Linked DNA regions of Homo sapiens: all the other regions are linked to region 3. A link is a contact called in ENCODE Hi-C or POLR2A ChIA-PET data. All regions are on one chromosome and are shown on one strand. Each heading gives the region's core, a stretch centred on a gene start or an enhancer-like site at or near the end of the contact. The rest is flanking DNA. Distances are from core to core; before and after follow the strand shown.

Region 1 (3,510 bases), core at 13-2,512, 80 kb before region 3:
GTAAGGTGCTGGTGGGTTGTTGGCAGCCAAGTTTGGGTTTAAATCTCACTGGGGGTTGAGGCTGCTGAACTGCTATTCCTAACATGCTCTTGTGTTTTTATGCATAGACCGTCTTCTGGATCCTTGGTGAGTTTTTTTTACTCTGGGGTTTTCAGGAGAAAGGTTTGTCATTCATCATCACTCTTCTCCTTCATCACAGCAGTGGTAACAGTGGTTAGAGGGAGGAGGTAGAATCAGTTGTTCAAGTTCTTTTTTCTTCCAGGTAAGTCCCCCCCACCCCCCGGCTGCCCCTGCCCTTCCGCATTTTCTGGGAAGTGAATCTATTGGGAAATGCATGGGCCTGTGTTTCTGGGATGATTTTAGCATATGTAGTAAGAGGGGTGCTTTTTGCTGATAGCCCAGGCGTTGGTCCTGTAATCCTGAGGTGTGGTTTAATAAGAGCTGAACAGTCATTTAATTATTTATTGGGTGCCTGGAGAATTTTATAGGCAGGAGAGCCTAGAGCTATTCCAGAAAAAAGGCCAATCCTAGAGCTTTTTGTGTGGCTTTCTTCTTGGGCTTGAAGTTTTTGATGCTCGCCAACATTCATAGTAGCCCCCAATGCCACCCACACATTGGGAAGGGACAATAGAGCCAGCTAAAGCTCTTTCTTTGTGTGTGCCCATATTAACCCATCTAGTCAAATGTGGGTACCCTTCCAAACCATTATGTCTTGTTCCTCTCGGCTGCTGGGAACATTAAAAGAACCTTATTTGAAGGCAAACATTACTGTATCAGTGATGCTGAAACTGGAGGTCTGTCAATGGCACTTCATTGCATTGATAATTGTTTCTGCTTTGAACCACAACACTGTGATTATTGAGGTTCGACTGTAAGGGCTGAGGGAGCCTTGAGGCCATTGAAAGCATTCTCCTGCCTTTAGGCCAGGCCTATGTTATAAGTGAGAGACAGGTGTGGAGTGTGCAGGGAGGGAATTAAGATAGATGGTGACCTGGAATTCAGAAGGTGGACCCCCACCACCCCCCAGCCTGAGACCAAAGCACAGTTTAACTCTGTCATGGGTCATGTGCAGAGGGAAGGGACTGCCCCAGAATTAGCAGTTGGCTGAACACCCTGCTTAAAAACTTTTTCTTTTCCTTTTTTTGTGAGTACCGTCCGCTTGGACTAAAGAAGTTTTGGTCGTTGTTTTCTTAATTTTGGGCTACAGAGTCTCTACCTACATTTGTGTTTTGTGTTTTGGTAACCACATGTAACAGCCGGTGGAATCTTTTTTCTCTTTGCTTTCTCTGAACTTTCCAAAGAGTAGGCCCCTATCTCTCGGGGGATTAACTCCTCGTGGCCCCTGGGTCGTTGGTGCTCCCCCACCCTGTGTCAGCATCTAAACCTCTGCACACAGGATGTTTTCTCTAGCGCTTATCAGATGCTTTAGAAGATGCGGGGTGGAGATAGAGGTAACGTTTAACCCATCCTGGATTCCTTTCATGAACTCAGCCACAGAGCAGAGGGAGGCTTGGCTGGAGCAAACAATGTTGGGCCTTCTATTTCAAACAGAGGTGTGGGGGCTTGTGGTGGCATCAGTGGTGCACTGAACAACCCTCCCTGACCCTAGCGTGTGGGTTTGGAGCCTGGGGAATCAAAGAGAAATCTAACAAACTATTCTTTTTCACGTGTGGGCTGAATGAATGTGTGGGTTATCCACATCAGTTTCTTCTCTCTTCTCATCCTCCCTCCTTCCTCGCAGACCAGCATTTTGGCCAGGGTGCCCAGTTTGAGCTCATTTACCAAAGGTGAATAGGGAAGGGAGTAGAAACCAAATTAGGCACCTGTCTGACAACACAAGGATCTTTTCTACAATGGTGCATTTGGATTATGCAGAGTTTTAGATTTTCTGTTTTATCCCAGGGTGAACGTGTGTAGAAAACTGGGACCTAACCATGTTCTTCTCTTCAGTCTTATGGTCATTGCTACTTTGAAGGCAGAAAGGATAAAAGTAGCATAGGGAGTGGTTTACCATAACTGCAAGTAAATACCAAGCATGTGCGAGCCTGTAGACATTGCCTGCTATTGGGGAAAGACGGAGTTAGCTGGGGAAATACATCAGTCTTCACTCCCAGCACCCAAGATGTAAACATTTCTTACTCTTCCTGGATCAGGCTATCTCTGCTTTGCCTTTTCTTTCACCTACCTCCTTCTTTCATGGCAGGAAGGGAAAGGGAAGTACCCCCAAGCAGCCAGCAGTCAGCACTGGGGCCTCTAGGGAAGAGTGGATTGGTGTTGTTTTGCTGTGGTTTGCTGTGCGTTTTCCAGAATCTCTCTTGGATGACTATCAGATTCAGTGAAGGGATGGACCTGCAGGAAGCTGAGAGATAGGAGATCCTGTGGCCTGGGAACCCAGAGGCCTGGGCCCTGGGAACAACTCACCACAGGACTCAGCCTGCGAAATAGGAAACATCATTGTAGCTTCTGCATCATGTTTTCCATGTTCCACTGGAAAACCATCTGTTAAATGGACATAGACCAATTCTTGCTTTTCTTCTTTCTGGTACCAAAGAGAACGGTGGTGTCTCTTGTCATCTAGATGTTCTTGTAGGGGCACCAGAGTCATTGCAACCATTTTGAGTAAAGATTGAGTCCACTGGGGCATCAGAAGGGGAGTGTGTCATTGCTGTTGTTACCACACAGGCCGTGGTACTTGCCTTTTCCTGACCCATTTTGCAGAGCAGGCCAGCTACTTAACCCCTCGCCACCCACTCACCTGTGGAAGGCACATTTGCAAAACAATAGACCAGTTGGTAATTTGGCACTTGTTAGGTAGACATAGTGGTACATTGAGGAAGTTCCTCCTGTTAACTAACCTAGTTTTTCTTGCTGTAATCCGAATATACTTCTCTGATTTTTTGAAAAAGCCTGTGAGTGGAGCCTGGCTCGACAGCCCAAAACGCTGAATTAATTCTGTCTCTCTCTCTCTCTCTTTTTTTTTTTTGAGACGTGGAGTCTCGCTCTGTCACCCAGGCTGGAATGCGCTGGCACGATCTCGGCTCACTGCAACTTCCACCTCCTGGGTCCAAGCAATTCTCCTGCCTCAGCCTCCCAAGTAGCTGGGACTACAGGCATTGCCACTACGCCCAGCTAATTTTTGTATTTTTAATAGAGACGGGGTTTCGCCGTGTTGGCCAGGCTGGTCTCAAACTCCTGATCTCAGGTGATCCACCAGCCTTGGCATCCCAAAATGCTGGGACTGCAGGAATGAGCCACCGCGCCCGACCCAATTCTCTTGAGTGACATGCTGAGTGGGGCTGCTTTTTGGTGGAGGTAACAAAAAAAGAGTTGAGGTATTGATTTTAGTTTCATTTGAGACAGCGATCTGTCCCCTCCCTGAGTTCCCTCGTTTGTTTGTAAACTGCTTAAATGAACTTTTTCCCCTGTTCCTCCATCACTCTGCTGTTCTCTTCTCCTCCTCTTATCCTAACAGTCTCATAGGTAAACTTAGAAGGAAGACAAATACTTACA
Region 2 (3,838 bases), core at 408-2,907, 110 kb before region 3:
AGTGCTGGGGCAACCATTATTAGTGTTAATTTGGGGGAGCTTTTTATGGTAGCTGGGGGAAATGTGGAGGGATTGTTGGAAATTTATTTAAGCTGTTCAGCAGGTTAGGTGCTGCTGGGGTCTACTATGGCAAAACCCTCAGCTCCCCCAACCCATCTCTTTAAGGAACGTCCCTCCCCAACACCGAAGCCCAGGCCTGATTACTTCCAGAGTTGGAGAGACAACTTAGCAGGCTCTTGTTTCTTGCCGATGTACCTTATTAGTAGCACCTGGCATCATAACCCACTAATGGGAACCAGTGCTCTCCTCCTGCGTGGCCAGTGACAAGTAGCCCTGTCAGCCGGAGCTCGCCGTGCGAGGAAGTTCCTATTAGCTTTATGGTCAGGAGAACTTGTCCTGTTCAGGAAATGAATGTTGCCGCTAAAGGTCCGCGGCCCTGACCCTGGCGGCATAACCTGTGCGGGCCGGGGAGACCCTGTGCAGGATGCTTGGGATTTCAGCCCCTCTCTGGTTCTTGTCATATGTAAAGAGGGAATCATTGTGGTATGTTGCAGCCTTGAACTTTTGATTTATGCAGTGAGGGCGACTTAACCGTTTCCATGCCTGGACGGCTGTGCAGTGACAGAGCCGTGTTGTGAGCGTATGTGCCTAGGTACATGTGTGTGTGGGGTGGTCAAGGGGAAGGAGAGACCCCCACGTGCTAGCAGGGGCTGTTGCTGGGAGTGGGTGGATTTCATGGGAGGATTCCTTTTCTTTTTTCTTTTTCTTGCATTCTTGCAGCATCTAAATTTCCTGCGATTGTTGGCTGCAAAGTGGTAAGAAGCTGGAGAGCATTGTGTCTGGAATTGAACCTGGGTTCGAATTAATCTTCTGTCTCTTAGAGGCTGTGTGACCGTGGCAAGATTCCTCACCACTCACTTCCTCATCTGTGAGATGAAGTTAATAACTTCTGATTCATACTGGTGGTAGAGCAGTGTTGTTAAGTAGGTGATGTATAGAGAATACATGGCCCAGCGTCCGGCCAGTGGTGTGGCCTCAGGTTGTATACTTGAAAGGATGTGTATACTTCAGTATTTTTTCCATTGTAAAATTAAGGGTTTTTTTTCTTTTTTTCTTGAGACAGAGTCCTACTTTGTTGCCCAGGCTTGAGTGCAGTGGCGCGATCTCAGCTCACTGCAACTTCCGCCTCCTGGGTCCAAGTGATTCTCGTGCCTCAGCCTCCCAAGTACCTGGGACCACAGGGGTGCACCACCACACCTGGCTAATTTTTGTATATATATATATATATATTTAGTAGAGATGGGGTTTCGCCATGTTGGCCAGGCTGGTCTTGAACTCCCGACCTCAGGTGATCTGCCTGTCTCAGCCTCCTAAAGTGCTGGGATTATAGGTGTGAGCCACTGCGCCTGGCCTAAGTTTTTAAAAATTAAAAAGAATGGCATAGTGCTTTTTTGCTCTTTAACAGATCAAGACCAAAAGTTTTCCCCCCATCATAGCCCAAAGTCCTAAAGAAAGGCTACTTAAGTTGTTCGTTTTCTTTTGTTTCTCCCATGAGTAATGTTTCTAAGTGTGATTTTTGCAGAGAACAGCAGTGTCTGACCTCATTCTTGAGGGGAACTTTTCTGCCTGCCTCTTCTTGAGAAAAAATGTTTGTGAGTTGTCTGGCAAATGGATGCGTTACTTTTGCTGCTGTTGCTGCCGCTGCCGTTTTAAAGGCCCCTGGTGACAAAGGAGTGAACTGCACTTTCGGGGAAAGCATGCCGGAATCTGGCCCAGAAAAGAGGGGCCGCTGGGGGAAGGGTTTGGAGATGACGCCTCCTCAGGAACTTTAAAAGAAATCTGTCCATCTGTCTCTGGCATTTATGGCATCGTTGACAGCAGTTCAAGGAAAAATAAAAATAAGTTCTTATCTGATTGCGGGGCTGATTGCAAAGCCGAAGGACTAGAGTGGCCAGCGAGTCGGGCGGCTGGATCTGGAGTTTTGGAGAAAGGGCCACTGGCTCATTTCTGGGCACGCACGCTCACGGAGGCAAGTTCTCACCTCCTCGTGGGCTTCTCTTCACTTTACGTGGAAAAACTGTGTACGTCTCAAATTAAAAGCAGCTCTTGCCCCGCTTAGAGCCGGTGAAAGCTGCTTCGAAGGCGTTTGTAGAGTAGGGATTGGAAATGTTCAATGCAAAAGTTAAATCGTGACAGTTGTCCCCTAAATGATCTGCTAAATTAAGGATCCGCTAACATTTGTGAGTCTACCTCCCTGCATTCCCCCCACCCCCACCCCCGCCCCCTTGGCAGAAGGGATAAAGATGGTACCTAAAAACAATGTGAAGCGGCTGCTAAATCGAGTGACTCTAAAAACATTTTTCTTTCCTTGAAGTTCAGTGTGGAAAACCAGACTGGACTTGTCAGGGATGCAGACCTATATAGGGCCCATGTGCCTGGCCCCTTTCCTCACTTTCTAGCACAATGGTTTTCATTGCCACCTCTCCCGCGCCTTTCCCCCCTTCATAATTATCCACTATTTTACTTTCTGTGTCCTGACAGCTACAAGAGTAGTTTTTGTTTTTTTGAGCTGAGTAGCTGCTAAATATTCCCCAGCAGCCAGATTCAACGGCTGGGGGGGAGAATAGGCCAAACCTTGGCATCCCCTGTTGCAAAAGTGAAAAATATTTCTGTTTGCAGTTAATTTTAGTGGCAAGCAGATCATGTTAACTGGATGTAATTGCTTCCAGATATGGCCGAGGGTTTTGTGTGTTGAGATGAAGGGTCTGGTAAGTGCTTACTTCCTGTGTAAATTAGCCTATTCCATTCAGTCTTTCATTCTGGCCAGCCCTGGATTCTGTCATTCTGCTCCCATTTTCCCCCTCCCCAGCCTGCAGCCTGGTGTGAGAAGCCGCTTGCTATGTTCCTCTAAGTGTAATTCTTTTGTCACTTGGAGCCACTCTCCTCTTGGTTCTTGATGTGAGTTTGCCCTTAAATAATGAGAAGGGTTTGAAAAGATGCCACCTGGACCCCAGGCCACCTCCCGCCTCTTTCCCAGCAAAGGCAGATCTGAAGAGCATCTCCTGGTCATGGGGGTTGCATCTTGGAACCCAGAACTCCTTGTTTTCTATGCATTTTTTTTTCCTACTGCCCTCTGACCCCCGACTCTCACCTGGGAGAACACCTTCTCTTTCTCTCAATTAGTCCGACTCCTCCTCAGCCTGAACTAAGCACGTTCCAGTGGGTCCGAAATCTCAGAAAAAATGAAACGGCTGTTGCGCAGAGGAGAAGGTTGTGGCCACAGAAAGGAGTTGCCTCATCAGACGTGAAGCCGCCACCTTGCCTTGCAAAGCAGGCTGCACCTCCTGACACACCTGCCCCTCCCTGCAAGAAAGGGAGGGGAAATCCCACCCAAGAGAACCTTCTCCAGGTTCCTGTGGGTTTCCAGGGTTGCAACTGAAGAAAAGTGTTAAGATTCATGTTCTCCTAAATTCTGCTTTTGTCCTGTGGCCAGTCCCACATTCTTAGTGCTATTTGCATAAGAGGTTGCTGTTTATCTTCCTATATCAGCCCCACTGATAACCCCTGTGGTCTGTTTAACAACCTATGAGGAGTAGATTACTTGATAAATGCCAGTTTTTCCAATATGCAAAGATAAACTGTTGGGGTCAGGGTGAGGGGTGGTGTGTTATGAAGGAGGGGACAGGTGGGGAGCCAGGACCCTCTTTTAGTGGGCTGGAGAAGTGTGAAAGAGCCTGATGAAAGAAAACAGGTAGCTTGTCACATACAACAGCTGCATTTATCATACGGTTGATCAGCTTCCTGCCCTCACCTACTTTTCTCCTCCTTCATGTGGACA
Region 3 (3,413 bases), core at 249-2,748:
TGGTTAGCAAGGGTCTAGCGCACTTTATCTTCTGCTATTCTCCCTCTGCTATTTAATTTCTTTCCCGCAATCTATCCCTTAACTTCCCCCAGCCCCGCATCTCCCACCTCCATGTCACTCCATCCCGTGCAGCTGGCCTCCTTGCTCCTCTTGCCTTGCCTGGCGAGGGTGTTCTCACGTGGTGGCCTTGCTCTATGCAGATGTCAGTGCATCAGCAAGGGCCTCCCTGACTACGCTGTGTAAAAGAACAGCCCCTGGCACTCTCTGTTTATCTTTACTCAATGCTTTGTTGTTGTTATTGTTGTTGTTTTGAGACAGGGTTTCACTCCTGTTTCCCAGGCTGGAGTGCAATGGTGTGATCTCAGCTCACTGCAACCTCTGCCTTCCGGGCTCAAGCTATTCTCCTGCCTCAGCTTCCTGAGTAGCTGGGATTTTAAATCAGCCACCATGCCTGGCCAATTTTTGTATTTTTAGTAGAGATGGGGTTTCACCATGTTGGCCAGCTTAGTCTTGAACTCCTGAGCTCAAGTGATCTACCCATCCCGGCCTCCCAAAGTGCTGGGATTACAGGCGTGAGCCATTGTGTCCGGCCCTCTTCATTTAATTTATTTCTCTTTTTATCACTTATCACCACCTGGCCTGTTTTGTATTTACTCGCTCTTTAAAAATCTGCCCTCCCATCTTGAACATAAACTCCCTGAGGGCAGGGATTTCGTCTCTTTTGTTTATTTCCTGTAATCCACCTCTCGGCATATAGCTACTGGACATTCAAAAACCAGCCCCCGTGTGTAGGAAGGATATGGCAAGTCATGGCCATCCCAGAGCTGTGTCCCTGGAGTTCTCCCTACTCCAGGTTGAGCCCCAGGAAATTTTGTGGGTGTAAATGCTGCTGCTAGGTCCATGCGCACCCGCTGTGTTCAGCTGGCGTGACCTTCTTCCCTCCCACTTCGCCCCCTCCCATTGATGCTTTATAAATGTATTAGTGGCTGCATGATGTCACCGTAATGCATTTTGGGAATAGCCATGTGGTTTATACACACTTGAGTTGCTTTGAATGCAAACCTGACATCATACTGAAGGCAGCAGTGAACAACATATGCACAGTAAACAGGCAGAGACTGTCTTATTGATTAACAGATGAGGCCTCTATTATCGATCAAAGCTTGGCGAGGAAATTTATCACTTTTAATTTCAGGGCTGCCAAATATTTCTGCCTCTGAGCCAGCCATTACAGAGACCATTTAAAGGCACAAGCCTCCTCAGGAGAGAGGATTTTGTCTGTCTCGCTCGGCTCCGCTCACGTGTCCATGGAACTGCCTGTCTTTGCTCTCACCCTGGAGAGCTGGGGGGGAAGTCAGAGCCTGTCCGGGTGGGCGTGGGAGTACTGGGGCTTCGTGAGTGGGGGCTAGCAATGGGAGCTGACGTTTGTGTTATCCACGTGTAAGGAGGGACCTGGCCCAGAGTCACTGAGGACAGGGGCTTTCACATGCTCAGCTCAGTGTCGTGACTTCAGCGAGGTGGGGGTGGAGTGGCGGGACTTTGAAGGCAAGCAGATGTGGTCAGGCTTGGGCCGAGGCAGCCGCCTTTACTGATCATGTGTGCTTATCTGTCTTCATCTTCCTCTGCACTTGTCTGATGGTACACATCCGGCCCTTTATTTCCTACCTGGCCTCCTTCCTTTCTCTCTGCTTCTCAGTCATTAAAGCGAGAAGCTCCTCTAGCCCACAGTGATGGCTGTTTTCTAAGAACCCTCCGCGCCACATCCCTTGGAAGCCTGTGGCATGGTGGGCTTCTCGCCGATTGGAGTGCCCTCCCCTTCCCAGCTGGTGCTTCCCTCCTCGGGCCTTTGCTTCCCCTTTCTCCTTTAGGGAGCTGTGAGAGCGGATAGAACCCAAGGAAGAAATACAATTAAAATCAGATTCCTTACAGATCCACAGAAAATCATTGATGGCTGATGATTTGGGACTGGGGGCAGTTTCTAATTGTGAGGGAGCTGTGACTTCATCCAGCCGCAGCTTTCCCATCCAGGCCCACTCTGCTCTTGGAGGTGCTTTCTGCATTTCCAGTGTAAATGGATGAAAGGTAGTCTTGGCTGCTACCCCTGTGAACACATGTCATGACTGCTTTGCTGTCACTGGGGGCTAGAAGTTTTCTTGGCTCTTTCTTCAAAGCTCTCTTAAGCCGTGTACCAGGTGCTTGGCCTGAGGATGCCCTGTGGCGTGAAGGGACACCCAGAGGTCACCATGGGATTCTCCCTGCCTCCAGGTGAAATTCAACCCCAGCCACCTAAGGCAAATGACAATATTTATTTTTAAAGCTCTTCAGTAAAAGTGAGTTCATATCTTCCATGGGGTACTTTATCACCCACTTATCCAGCCAGTCGACTCACATTTATTGAGCACCTACTAGAGTATATCCTGCTCATCAGTAGAAGATAGGTGTCAGTGAGATAGAGAAAGTCGATACCCCCAGAGGACCCCACATTCTAGACCTCCTCTAGGGTCCTCATATTCTTCACTGCAAGAAGCATTCATTGGTATTGAAGTCTGTGCTGGAACAGCTTGTATTTGGAGTTACATTCCTTCAGTATGTGCTGATTCTCCAAGGCAGAGGTTTTCAAATTTCTAGAAAAGTAGTGGAGTCATTTTTCCAACCCCAAAGCCCTGATGTGTAAAATAGGTAAATTGAATTTTCATTCAGAGATGGGAGCTCAGACCCCACCCATGGAGTCTTATCCACAAAACATCTTTGCAGATGGAACCCCAGGGAGGCCGAAGGGTACGGGGATTACTCTGAAATCAGGCTCTGAAATCAGGCTGCCTGTGTTTGAATTCACCTTTACTATGTCAACCACTGTGTGGCATTGGGCAAAGTGCTTAACCTCTCTGAGCTTGAATTTACTCATCTGCTACCTGGAGGTAATGCTAGCATGTACTATAAATGGTGGTTGTTGGGACAAACCATACATACTAAGCATTTAGTGTCATGCCTGGCATATAGTCAAGCCTCAGGAAATCTGAGGTGATTTGAAACAGCACTGTGGGCTACAAATTTGTGTAACAAGTAGTTCTGGCTCGTACGAGGCTCCAATACAAAACTAAAACACAGGCATATTTAAAGAAGAGCTAAGATGACCAGACACAGTGGCTCACACCTGGAATCCCCCAGCACTTTGGGAGACCAAGGTGGGAGGATCGCTTGAGCCCAGGAGCTCAAGACCAACCTGGGAAACACAGTGAGACCTCATCTCTTTAAAATAAATAAATAAATAAAATAAAATAAAATAAACAAAAAAACAGAATTAGTCAGGCATGGTGGCGTGCACCTGTTGTCCCAGCTACTCAGGAGGCTGAGGTGGGAGGATCGCTTGAAACTAGGAGGTTGAGGCTGCCATTAAGCTATGACTGCACCAC

What was found. Hi-C counts contacts between places; a loop is a spot of excess contacts on that map. ChIA-PET counts read pairs that join two places held with the same protein, here RNA polymerase II (POLR2A). Pooled maps may share reads with other maps.
Region 1: a pooled map shows a loop between it and region 3 (6-fold over the local background). The contact joins two enhancer-like sites. A Hi-C loop is called at or near these places in 3 of 168 maps with a recorded cell type or tissue (Caco-2, endothelial cell of umbilical vein and heart right ventricle) and 10 of 50 pooled maps. POLR2A ChIA-PET finds 5 or more read pairs at or near these places in 11 of 52 experiments (A549, BJ, CD8-positive, alpha-beta T cell and 7 more).
Region 2: a loop to region 3 is called in a map of natural killer cell, with 2.7 times the contacts of the local background. The contact joins two enhancer-like sites. A Hi-C loop is called at or near these places in 57 of 168 maps with a recorded cell type or tissue (CD4-positive, alpha-beta memory T cell, CD8-positive, alpha-beta T cell, Caco-2 and 31 more) and 28 of 50 pooled maps. POLR2A ChIA-PET finds 5 or more read pairs at or near these places in 15 of 52 experiments (CD4-positive, alpha-beta T cell, CD4-positive, alpha-beta memory T cell, CD8-positive, alpha-beta T cell and 12 more).

Annotation. Positions count from the first base shown.
Region 1 is chr11:114,102,274-114,105,783 of GRCh38, forward strand. The region is part of intron 2 of ZBTB16 (zinc finger and BTB domain containing 16); the gene reads left to right. Among named protein-coding and RNA genes, the nearest start is that of ZBTB16, 44 kb to the left of the region's middle. Within about 2 kb of position 1,263, at least 4 of the 41 ENCODE cell types and tissues checked have a DNase peak (open chromatin) inside an H3K27ac peak, as active enhancers do.
Region 2 is chr11:114,074,359-114,078,196 of GRCh38, forward strand. The region is part of intron 2 of ZBTB16 (zinc finger and BTB domain containing 16); the gene reads left to right. Among named protein-coding and RNA genes, the nearest start is that of ZBTB16, 17 kb to the left of the region's middle. Within about 2 kb of position 1,658, at least 14 of the 41 ENCODE cell types and tissues checked have a DNase peak (open chromatin) inside an H3K27ac peak, as active enhancers do; they include CD4-positive, alpha-beta T cell, CD8-positive, alpha-beta T cell, ascending aorta and 7 more, where a contact is called at or near this core.
Region 3 is chr11:114,181,758-114,185,170 of GRCh38, forward strand. All of the region lies in intron 3 of ZBTB16 (zinc finger and BTB domain containing 16), which reads left to right. Among named protein-coding and RNA genes, the nearest start is that of NNMT, 110 kb to the right of the region's middle. Within about 2 kb of position 1,499, at least 26 of the 41 ENCODE cell types and tissues checked have a DNase peak (open chromatin) inside an H3K27ac peak, as active enhancers do; they include CD4-positive, alpha-beta T cell, CD8-positive, alpha-beta T cell, ascending aorta and 7 more, where a contact is called at or near this core.